Linked DNA regions of Homo sapiens: region 2 is linked to region 1. A link is an interaction called in ENCODE POLR2A ChIA-PET data of the cell type or tissue named here. Cell type or tissue: PC-3. All regions are shown on one strand. Links, peaks and the distances in the headings refer to the core of each region. The heading gives the core; the rest is flanking DNA.

Region 1 (5,076 bases), core at 750-4,749:
AATCCATTTGATAATCCTGTGAGGAAGTGGCATTATTATCCCTATTTTATAAAAGGGAAATTAAGGCTTCAACTTGCTCAGGGTTACACAGTAAGTGACAGAGGCCTCATTCAAATCCAGGTTTGATTCCAGAGTCTGTACTCTTAACCATTATGGTTTATCATGCATCCCAGGAATAGACTAACAGGATTTATCATTTCCTAGAAAAAGTTGTAGTGATAGTTTTAAATTCTGTATGGAGTATTACTTCCTGACTCTGATTTCTGAGTCTGAAAATCAAAAGTTGGCCTAGTTACTGCCATCCTGAATGAGGTAGCTGAAGGTGCTCCACTGGCAGTCCTTTTCCAAATTCTAAACTTGTAAATGTCATGTCAACGTGGCATTTGTACTGGCAGCCTAACCTTGGGTTTGGCAGACTCCTACAATGCCTGCACACAATGACACTGTGCTTGGCATGCACACCTCTTAGAGATTCTTCCCAACTAGGACGCTGGCAGTGCCCTGTGCTCTGTAAGATTCACTTCACTTCAACAGTGAACTCTATCAAGGGCTTTGATAGAGAAAGGAGGTTTGGAGAAGAGACATGAGACAAAGCAGGGCTCCTATAAATAAAATGAACAGGAAGAGGAAGCACCTACCCCAGTCAAGGAGAAGTTAATGGCCAGGCACGGTGGCTCAGGCCTGTAATCCCAATATTTTGAGAGGCTGAGGTGGGAGGATTGCTTGAGCCCAGGAGTTTGAGCCCAGCCTGGGCAACAAATTGAGACCTGTGTTTACAAAAAATGTTTAAAAATTAGCCTGGCAGGGTGGCACACACCCGCAGTCCCAGCTATTCTGAAGTCTGAGCTGGTAGTATGGCATGAGACCATAAGCCCAGGAGGTTGAGGCTGCAGTGAGCTGTGATCATGCCACTACACTCCAGCCTGGGTGACAGAGTGAGACATTGTCCCAAAAAAAAAAAAGTTACTCTTTTCATCTACACTGCACAAATAAGGTGAAGGGTAAAGGGTAGAACAGAAAGATGCAAAATAGAGCAAACTCCTATAAGCTTTAGTAAAGAAAGTATAAAACTAACAAGTGTAATTTCCATTCTAGTTGACTCTACAATAAAAGCTTCATTAATATAGTCATTGTATATTTCTGGTCAACTCAGTCCTTAGTATAACCTCAGGGTCCAGTGGACCCAATTTTAGTTTTCAACTTTCTTTTTTTTTTTTCCCCCAAGAGACAGGGTCTCACTATTTTGCCCAGGCTGGCCTTGAACTCCTGGGCTCAAGCAATCCTCCTGCCTCGGTCTCCCAAACTGTTGGGATTACAGGCGCAAGCGACCTCGCCTGTCCCAGGTTTTTACTTTCTTTTTGTAGCAATTCCTTACTATTTGGGAGGATTGGTAGTTCATAATTTTATTCTTTTTAGAGTCTTCCAAAGAACAAAGATAAATTATACTTATTTTTATTTATTTATTTTGAGACAGGGTCTCGCTCTGTTGCCCATGCTAGAGTGCAGTGGCATGATCATAGTTCACTGCAGCCTTCACCTCCTGAGCTCAAGCAATCCTCCCACCTCAGCTTCCTGAGTAGCTGGGCTACAGGTGTGCCTGGCTAATTTTTTATCTTTTGTAGAGATGGGGTTTCATTATGTTGTCCAGGCTGGCCTTGAACTCCTGGGCTCGAGCAATCCACCTGCCTCAGCCTCCCAAAGTGTCAGGATTACAGGCATGAGCCACCGTACCCAGCCTATAAAATAACTTAAAAATAGGTTGGACGCGGTGGCTCATGCCTGTAATCCCAGCACTTTGGGAGGCTGAGGCCACCGAGGTCAGGAGTTCAAGACCAGCCTGGCCAAGATGGTGAAACCCCGTCTCTACTAAAAGTACAAAAATAACAGCGCGCCTGTAATCCCAGCTACTCGGGACGCTGAGGTAGGAGAATTGCTTGAACCTGGGGGGTAGAAGTTGCAGTGAGCTGAGACTGTGCCACTGCACTCCAGCCTAGGTGACAGAGGGAGACTCTGTCTCAAAAAAAAAAAAACTTAAAAATATAGAAAACAGAGGGTCAATTGGACTGAGATAGTAAGTGGTGATGACTATTTTCCTGGTAGGCTGATAGATCATGTTCAAAAAAATTTTCTGGTAATTTCAGAAAATGATCTTATTCTGATTCCACTCAGGAGTTGGAAAAAAAAATTTCCTGATCACTAGGTGTGAATAAAAGAGAAAAAAAAAGAATAATAATAAAAAAACTATCTTGGTCTGCACTGGGGATATATTATCATCAAAAACACTAACTAGCAGCCGGGCGCGGTGGCTCACTTGAGGTCAGGAGCTCAAGACCAGCCTGGCCAACATGGTGAAACCCTGTCTCTACTAAAAATACAAAAATTAGCTGGGCATGGTGGCGGGTGCCTTTAATCTCAGCTACTCAGGTGGCTGAGGCAGGAGAATTGAACTTGGAGATGGAGCTTGTAGTAAACCAAGATTGCGCCACTGCACTCCAGCCTGGGTGATGAGGCAAGACTCTGTCTCAAAAACAAAGCAAAACAAAATAAAACACAGACTAGGCAGGTGTTGTGGTATGTTCCTGTAATCCTGGGTACATGAAAGAATTGCTTGGGCCCAGGAGTTCAAGGGCAACCTGGGCAAACACAGCAAAACCGCATTTCTGAAAAATAAAAAAATTTAAAAAATAAGTGGCTGGACTGAAATAGAAGAAGGACTACTATGCATTATTGTTGAGTTCAAAAGGCAAGCTAAAACAAAGGTAAAAAATAAAAGAGATTGGGAGAAAATGCAATATATGTACCAGAAGATTTGCATCTAGACTATATAAACTGTTCCTGCGATCAGTAAGACAATTCCACAGGAAAAAATGACAAAAGATATGATTACAGAAGAGAAATGCAAATGGTTGATAAACATGAAATAATGATCAATCTTACCAGGAATCAGGGAAATGCAAGACTAGACACAATTTTCAATAATCAGGTTTGGAAAAGTTAAAAAGCCTGACAGTCTCAAACACTGATGAGGAATCAGGAAACAGATATTGCCAGTGAAAGTGTAAGCCTGCACAGCCACCTAGAAAGGCAGTTTTAGCAGTACCAATTAAAACAAAAATTATGCAGTCTCTATGATAGAGCAGAGGACTTTTACTTTGTACTATACACCATGTTATTCATTTATTTGCTTGTTTCACAAACAATCTACTTGGTTTTCCATTTGCTATGATTAAAAATTTCAAATATATATGAGTAGATAAATTTATTACTTACAATAATGTTTTAAAACCAGTAGACAAATTTTTAAATAAAGGAAACCTTTGATTTTCAAAAACAAAAAGCAATCAAACAAAAAAATCAATGTGCCTACTATATGTAAGCATTTGTGTGCTGGCTCTGAAGATATATAAGTCTCTCTTCTCAAAGGGCTAATAAGCTAATTGGGTAGAAACAGATTATGAATGATACATCATCATAACTTAGCATATGGTAAATTCTAAACAGCTGACACAGAAGTTCAAAGTGATAATGCAAACATTCAGGCGGGAGGTCAAATGCTGAGGGCTGGGTAGGTAAGTGTATAAGCAGCATTTAATAAACATGTAGCACATCATTTCATTTTATTCATCCAATATTCCAAGGTACGCTAAGCAGGAAAAGCAACTTGTCTAACCATAACCAAATCTACAGGCATCTCAGGTTAAATACTCTGTGCATTCAGCAGCAACTAGAGGTGGGCTGAATAAATCCCAAACTCTCTCATTGCCTACAAAGCCCTAGGAGATCTAGCCCTTGCCTGATTGTTCCACCTCACCTTGTGCAATCTTCCTCCCGGACCTCTACACTCCGGCCACACCAGGTCCTTTTCAGTTCTTCAAAAATACAAGTTCCTCCTACCTTAGAGCCTTTGCATATGCTGTTGCCTCAGCCAGGAACACTCTTCCACCCTGTTTTTCTCATGACTGAGTCCATCTCATTTTTAAAGTCTCAGCTTAAAAGTTACCTCCTTTGGCCAGACACAGTGGCTTACGCCTGTAATCCCAGCACTTTGGGAGGCCAAGGCGGGTGAATCACTTGAGGTCAGGAGTTCGAGACCAGTCTGGCCAACATGGTGAAACCCCTAAAAATACAAAATTAGTTGGCTGTGGTGGCGTGCGCCTGTAATCCCAATTATTTGGGAGGCTGAGGCAGGAGAATCGGTTGAACCCGGGAGGTGGAGGTCGCAGTGAGCCAAGATTGTGCCACTGCACTCCAGCCTGGGTGACAGGGCGAGACTCCGTCTCAGGAAGAAAAAAAAACCTCCTTTGAGAGGTCTTCCAACAATCCTAGGAAGCCCTAGGTTTCCACCTCTCACTTCTTTTCTCTCAGTGCACCTGTGTGTTTCTTCATTCTACAATTCACAATTTGTATTATTTATTTGTTGGTTAACTAGTTTATTATCTGCCCTCCCCCACAAAACACACCCACATTCTAGGGGCCATGTCTGTTTTATCTGCCAACATGTGCCTGGCATATAGTAAATGCTGAAAAACAAATGTTGGATGGATGGAAGGAAGGATGAATGGATGGACTGCTGAAGACAGCGAGAGAGGGATATCACACATATGAGATATGAGTTTAATTCAATTTAGTTTAACTACAAGTGAATGAGCTCCATGTCAAGCAATGAGTTAAATGCCAGGAACACAATGGTGGTTCCTCCTACTCTCAATGAGGAATTCAAAGTCCAAGTGAATTTGTGGTTTGGAATAACCATCTTGCTAAGGACAAACATGGGTCTGACTTAGCTACATCATGAGATCCAAGAAACATCCTGATTTGCCAAGCTCCCTCAGTGCATAATCAATCACAAGAAATTCAGCATCAAATTCTAAATAATGTATTCAGGAAATAAGGAGGCATTTCTAGTTAAGACAGAACACAAAACTACAAAAAAGGTGAGAATTACATAGAAGGAAAAGCTAAGAAGGATCTATTTAACATCAGAGTGTGGCACTGGAAAAAAATCCTTTAGAAGACAAACCTCCTTTTCTCCTGCAGATTCTGGCTGTGATCTTTAGTAGCATTATCTATCTATAT
Region 2 (5,076 bases), core at 590-4,589, 130 kb after region 1:
CGTAACTTGAAATTCAACATCTAGACCTAAAATTATTATTCCAGTCATGGATTGACTGGTACAGACTTCAGTGGAATAATCAATATCCTTGTTTATCACTTCAGGCTTCTATTAATGCTGCTTTAGGCATATGAGGTTTTCTGGCTACCACAATGGTCTATTCCTCTATTGATTTCTTTGGAGTTTCTGGTCATCTAAAAATCCCTTAGGTGATTTCCTTTCCTTTTCTTTTCTTTTCCTTTTTTTCTTTTCTTTTTTTTTTTAGAGACAGAGTCTCACTCTGTCACCCAGGCTGGAGTAAAGTGGTGTGATCACAGCTCACTGCACCCTCAAACTTTCTTGCTCAACCCTCCTACCTCAGCCTTCTGAGTAGCTGGGACTACAGGCACACATCACCACACCTGGCTAATTTTTCAGTTTTTATACTTTGTAGAGATGATGGGTTGTTGCTATATTGCCCAGGTTGATCTTGAACTCCTGGGCTCAAGCGATCCTCTTGCCTCAGTCTCCCAAAGCAGTGGGATTACAGGCATGAGCCAAGCCACTGTGTAAACCCAGCTGCTTAGGTGCTTTTTAAAACATTACAGAAGGGGTGACTAAAAAGGAACCAGATTATGGAGGGCTTGGAGTGCCAGGCTAAGCAGTTTGAACTGTATCCTGTAGGTGATAGGAAATCATTAATGGCTTTTGAACTGGGAGGAGAAGGAGTGGGTAACAAGATGAAAAGGATACAGTTAATGGTAGAGTAGAGTACAGAATGGATTGCATGGAAGAAGCATGGCCATGAAATAGTGCAATGATTGGGGCACAAGAAAAGAAAGTAAGATGTGGGAACCAGGCGTGGTGGGAGGGTCACTTCAGGCCAGAAGTTCAAGTCCAGCAGGGGCAACATAGCAAGACCCTATCTTGGCCAGGTGTGGTGCCTCACACCTGTAACCCCAGCACTTTGGGAGGCTGAGATGGGAGGATTGCTTGAGGCCAGGAGTTCGAGACCAGCCTGGTCCACATAACAAGACCCCCATCTCACATTAATTTAAAAAAAAAAAAAAAGACCTTGTCTCTAAAAAGATTTTTTTTTTTTTAATTAGCTAGGCACAGTGGTGTGAGCCTGTAGTCCCAGCTACTCGAGAGGCTGAGGGGGGAGAATCTTTTGAGCGTAGGAGTTTGAGGTTGCAGTGAGCTAGCCACTCAACTCCAGCCTGGGTGACAGATTGAGACCCTGTCTTTAAAAATAAAAGAAAGAAAGAAAATAAGATGCTTTGTAATAATAACAACAATGCCTAACTCTTACTGAGTGTGTCCCATGTGCCAGGCCCTGCACTAGAGCTTTATTTTTCACCACAATCCTGTAAGATTGTCACTCTTACCCATGTTTCATAAGAGGAGGAGTTCAAAGTCCAGGGTATTCTCTGTGGAGTGCAGAGCTGAGTGGTGGGCCCTGAACATCCACTTAAAGGACAATAACCAGGCATCCGAGGAAAACACTAAAAATGGGGTGAGAGAACTGAACACAAGAATGATGGGTTTCACAGATTCTCGTAGAGCCCATATTTTCTACTGGTGAGTGCGGGTGAGTCTAACTTTGGGTTACTGGAAGGAGACGCAGAGTTGAGGGGTAAGTGGAGAATCAGTAGTTCTGAACTGTGGATAAGGAAATGAGTGGTTAAGAAGTGCTGAGGCCATCCTGATCATAGAATCATCTGATTTTATACCAGAAAGGGGATTAGATTCAGTTTTTTTCATTTCACAGCCCTAGAAACTTAGGCCCTATAAAGGTTAAGTGATTTGCCCACATCGATTTCAAATAGCAAGGGAGAATATATGAGGAACCCATTTCCCCAAACTTAAGTTTCCAAGAGACTCCAGTATCCCAACCCAGATTCTGTACAAAAATAATAAGAAACTGGTACCAATTGCCTCGAAAGTGAAACTCAGTTAAACCTGAGTGGTGCTGAGCAAACTACTACATTAGGCACTCATCTATTATAGAGGATATATTTCAAAGACAGAGTGATGTAATGGAGAAGCATTTCGTAAGGAAACCAAGAGCCCTTTTCTATCTCAGGTTTCTTTTTATTGAAGCTTGAAGCTCAAGTTCATGGCTTCATCAAAAGACGCTTCAAATCCTGAAGTTGAGATAGCTCTCACCTGGAGCCCGTGTGTTGTTCTACCCTTTGGCTGGGAACACAGTCACCTGGGAATCATTCCAGCAGGTGGCTTCAAAAGTCCAACCTGCTAGGTTGAAATCTGACACTGACACAGACTCCGGGAGCTGCCGCGGAAAGCTCAACCAGGAACCCGGAAATGCACAAGCCTCTTGATGCATAAAAACAGCTGGGCTCCCTTGGAGACAGAGCGCCATGGGAAACCGGGTCTGCTGCGGAGGAAGCTGGTGAGTAGGCTGGAAGGGCAAAGGGGAACATCTATCTCTGTTGGTGGATGTAGAGGCCCCGAAAATCAGAGGACCTGGAGATAGTTGTCTGCCAGCCTCCCACTGCCACCTTCCTCTGCCTGGTACCTCCTTGTTCCAACACCAGAGCAGCACCTCCTTTCAGGAGGCCTTAGAAGACAGAGCCAAGTGGCTGGGCGCGGTGGCTCACGCCTCTACTCCCAGCACTTTGGGAGGCCGAGGCCGGCGGATCACGAGGTCAGTAGATCGAGACCATCCTAGCCAACATGGTGAAACCCCGTCTCTACTGAAAATACAAAAATTAGCTGGGCATGGTGGCGCGCACCTGTAGTCCCAGCTACTCGGGAGGCTGAGGCAGGAGAATCGCTTGAATCCGGAAGGCGGAGGTTGCAGTGAGCCGAGATCGCGCCACTGCACTCCAGCCTGGCAACAGAGCGAGACTGTCTCAACAACAACAACAACAAAAAAAAACAGAGCCAAGCTAGCTGTCTGCGGAATGGCCAGAGCAGGGCAGGAATATTGAACCGGCATTGTTTTTCTGTGCCCTCTTCCTCCCTTTCCCCTTCTTTCCCTTTCTTCCTGGATGAGAGTAATAATTGTAGCACTTGAGAGCTTTCTATGTGCCAGACATTTTACAGTCTCATTTAATTTTTCCAATACTTTATGAGGTAAATGGTTTTGCCCCTCCTCCTATTTTACAGTCAGCTGAGAAACTGAGGCTCAGAGAAATTAACTAACTTGCCTAAGGTCACATGGCTGGTAAGCAAGTAAACCAAGATTCCAACTGAGGCCCACCTGACTTCAGAGGCCACCTTTTGAACCACTGCATAATATTGCCTCTTAGATCAAGCAAGTCAACTTTGAAGCAATGTTTATTTAAAAGGGCAGAAGTGCCAGGCGTGGTGGCTCACGCCTGTAATCCCAGAACTTTGGGAGGCCGAGGCGGGTGGATCACGAGGTCAGGAGATCGAGACCATCCTGGCTAACACGGTGAAACCCCATCTCTACTGAAAATACAAAAAATTAGCCGGGCGTGGTGGTGGGTGCCTGTAGTCCCAGCTACTCGGGAGGCTGAGTCAGGAGAATCCCTTGAACCCAGGAGACGGAGCTTGCAGTGAGCCGAGATTGCACCACTGCACTCCACCCTGGGTGACAGAGCAAGACTCCGTCTCAAAAATAAAATAAAATAAAATAGAATAAAATAAAATAAAATAAATTAAAGGGCAGAAGTGGTCGGATGCAGTGACTCACACCTGTAATCCTAGCACTTTGGGAGGCTGAGGCAGGCAGATGACTTGAGGCCAGGAGTTCAAGACCAGCCTGGCCAACATGGCAAAACACCATCTCTACTAAAAATACAAAAAAATTAGCCAGGCATGGTGGCACACGCCTGTAATCTGAGCTACTTGAGAAGCTAAGGCACGAGAATCCCTTAAGCTTGGGAGACAGAGGTTGCAGTGAGCTGAGATTGCGCCACTGCAGTCCAGACTGGGCAACAGAGCGAGACTATGTCTTGAAAAAAAAAAAGAAAAGGAGTTTGAGACCAGCCTGGGCAACATAGGGTGGCCCCATCTCTACAAAAAAATTAAAAATTAGCTAGGCGTGGTGGTGCGTGCTTGTAATCCCAGGTACTTGGGAGGCTGAGGCAGGAGGATCACCTGAGCCCTGGGGGTAGAGGCTGCAGTGAACCATGATCACACCACTGCACTCCAGTGTGGGTGACAGAATGAGACCCTGTCTCAAAAATGAAAATAAAAATAAAAGGGCAGAAGTAGGAAAAAGAAGAATATCCATGGAATATCTGAATATGACTTTCACACTTATTTACTATGTGACCATAGGTAATAAGTCCCTTAATTTCTCTGTATCCATCCTCACATGTAAAATGTAGATAATACATCCTACATTGTGTAGATCACAGGCTTATTTTGAAGAGCAAAGGATATAGCGTATGTGAAAACCTCATAATAAATTATCTGTGGGGTTGTTACTATTCTTTCCCAGAATTTTCATCACTGCCATGCCGTAAATTCCTGGTCCTGGTTTTATTCTGTCTACTGCCTTCCATGCCTGGGGCAGATCTGGAAGATGTCATGTTATAAATAAAGCATCATTATATTTAGATAGACAAGTGAAGTGCATTGGAAAACACACAGGTTTTGGAGTAGTACATTGGATTCAAGTCCTGCCCTACTACTCATTCATTTATCCATTCATTTATTAAACAGTGTTTATTGAACATGTACTACAGGCACAGTGATAGACACAGAAGACATAGTAATAAAAGGACATTTGGTCCCTGCCTTGTTGAGTAAGAAATACCCTGAAGGTCCAACATTTGGTAACTGTCTAAATACATGGCATATCCAATTAATGGGAAATACGTAGCCACTTCATAAAGAATGTTGGAAGAACACCTAACATCATGGAAAATTTTACTCTTTATTAAGTTAGTAAAAAAGGCCCTTCATTAACCCGTCTGTAAAATGGGAACAAAAATATGTGTTTCCTGGAATGTCAGGATTGAAAAAATAAAGCACCCTTTAAACTCTGAGGTGCCCTATAGACATAGGACATCTAGAAGCACAGAAAAGCTTCTAGAGAAGGAGATGTAACAGCTTCTTTTATTCTCTTTCTTCCCAAGTGTTGGTATTCTTTTTTCATTA

Evidence for each region. ChIA-PET counts read pairs that join two places held together with the same protein. Peaks named below come from ENCODE experiments on the same cell type or tissue, not always from the same donor. Only the 100,000 strongest peaks of a DNase experiment are listed, where the experiment ranks them.
Region 2: POLR2A ChIA-PET joins it to region 1 with 7 read pairs; 4 of 35 experiments call an interaction of 5 or more read pairs at or near these places.

Annotation. Positions count from the first base shown.
Region 1 is chr11:111,787,803-111,792,878 of GRCh38, forward strand. All of the region lies in intron 14 of ALG9 (ALG9 alpha-1,2-mannosyltransferase), which reads right to left. Among named protein-coding and RNA genes, the nearest start is that of PPP2R1B, 24 kb to the left of the region's middle. In PC-3, for the core only: no CTCF peak of the experiment used is centred there; no DNase peak of the experiment used is centred there.
Region 2 is chr11:111,916,613-111,921,688 of GRCh38, forward strand. C11orf52 (chromosome 11 open reading frame 52) reads left to right here and starts at 2,301. Exons shown (of 4, transcript NM_080659.3): 1 at 2,301-2,392. The coding sequence starts at 2,361. It overlaps HSPB2-C11orf52 (HSPB2-C11orf52 readthrough (NMD candidate)), which reads left to right. Exons shown (of 5, transcript NR_037651.1): 2 at 2,066-2,392. It also overlaps a transcript of CRYAB not described here. RefSeq lists an enhancer at 2,133-2,427. In PC-3, for the core only: a CTCF peak has its summit at 2,184 (motif pointing right); a DNase peak (open chromatin) is centred at 2,269; H3K4me3 peaks cover 1,523 bases; H3K27ac peaks cover 377 bases.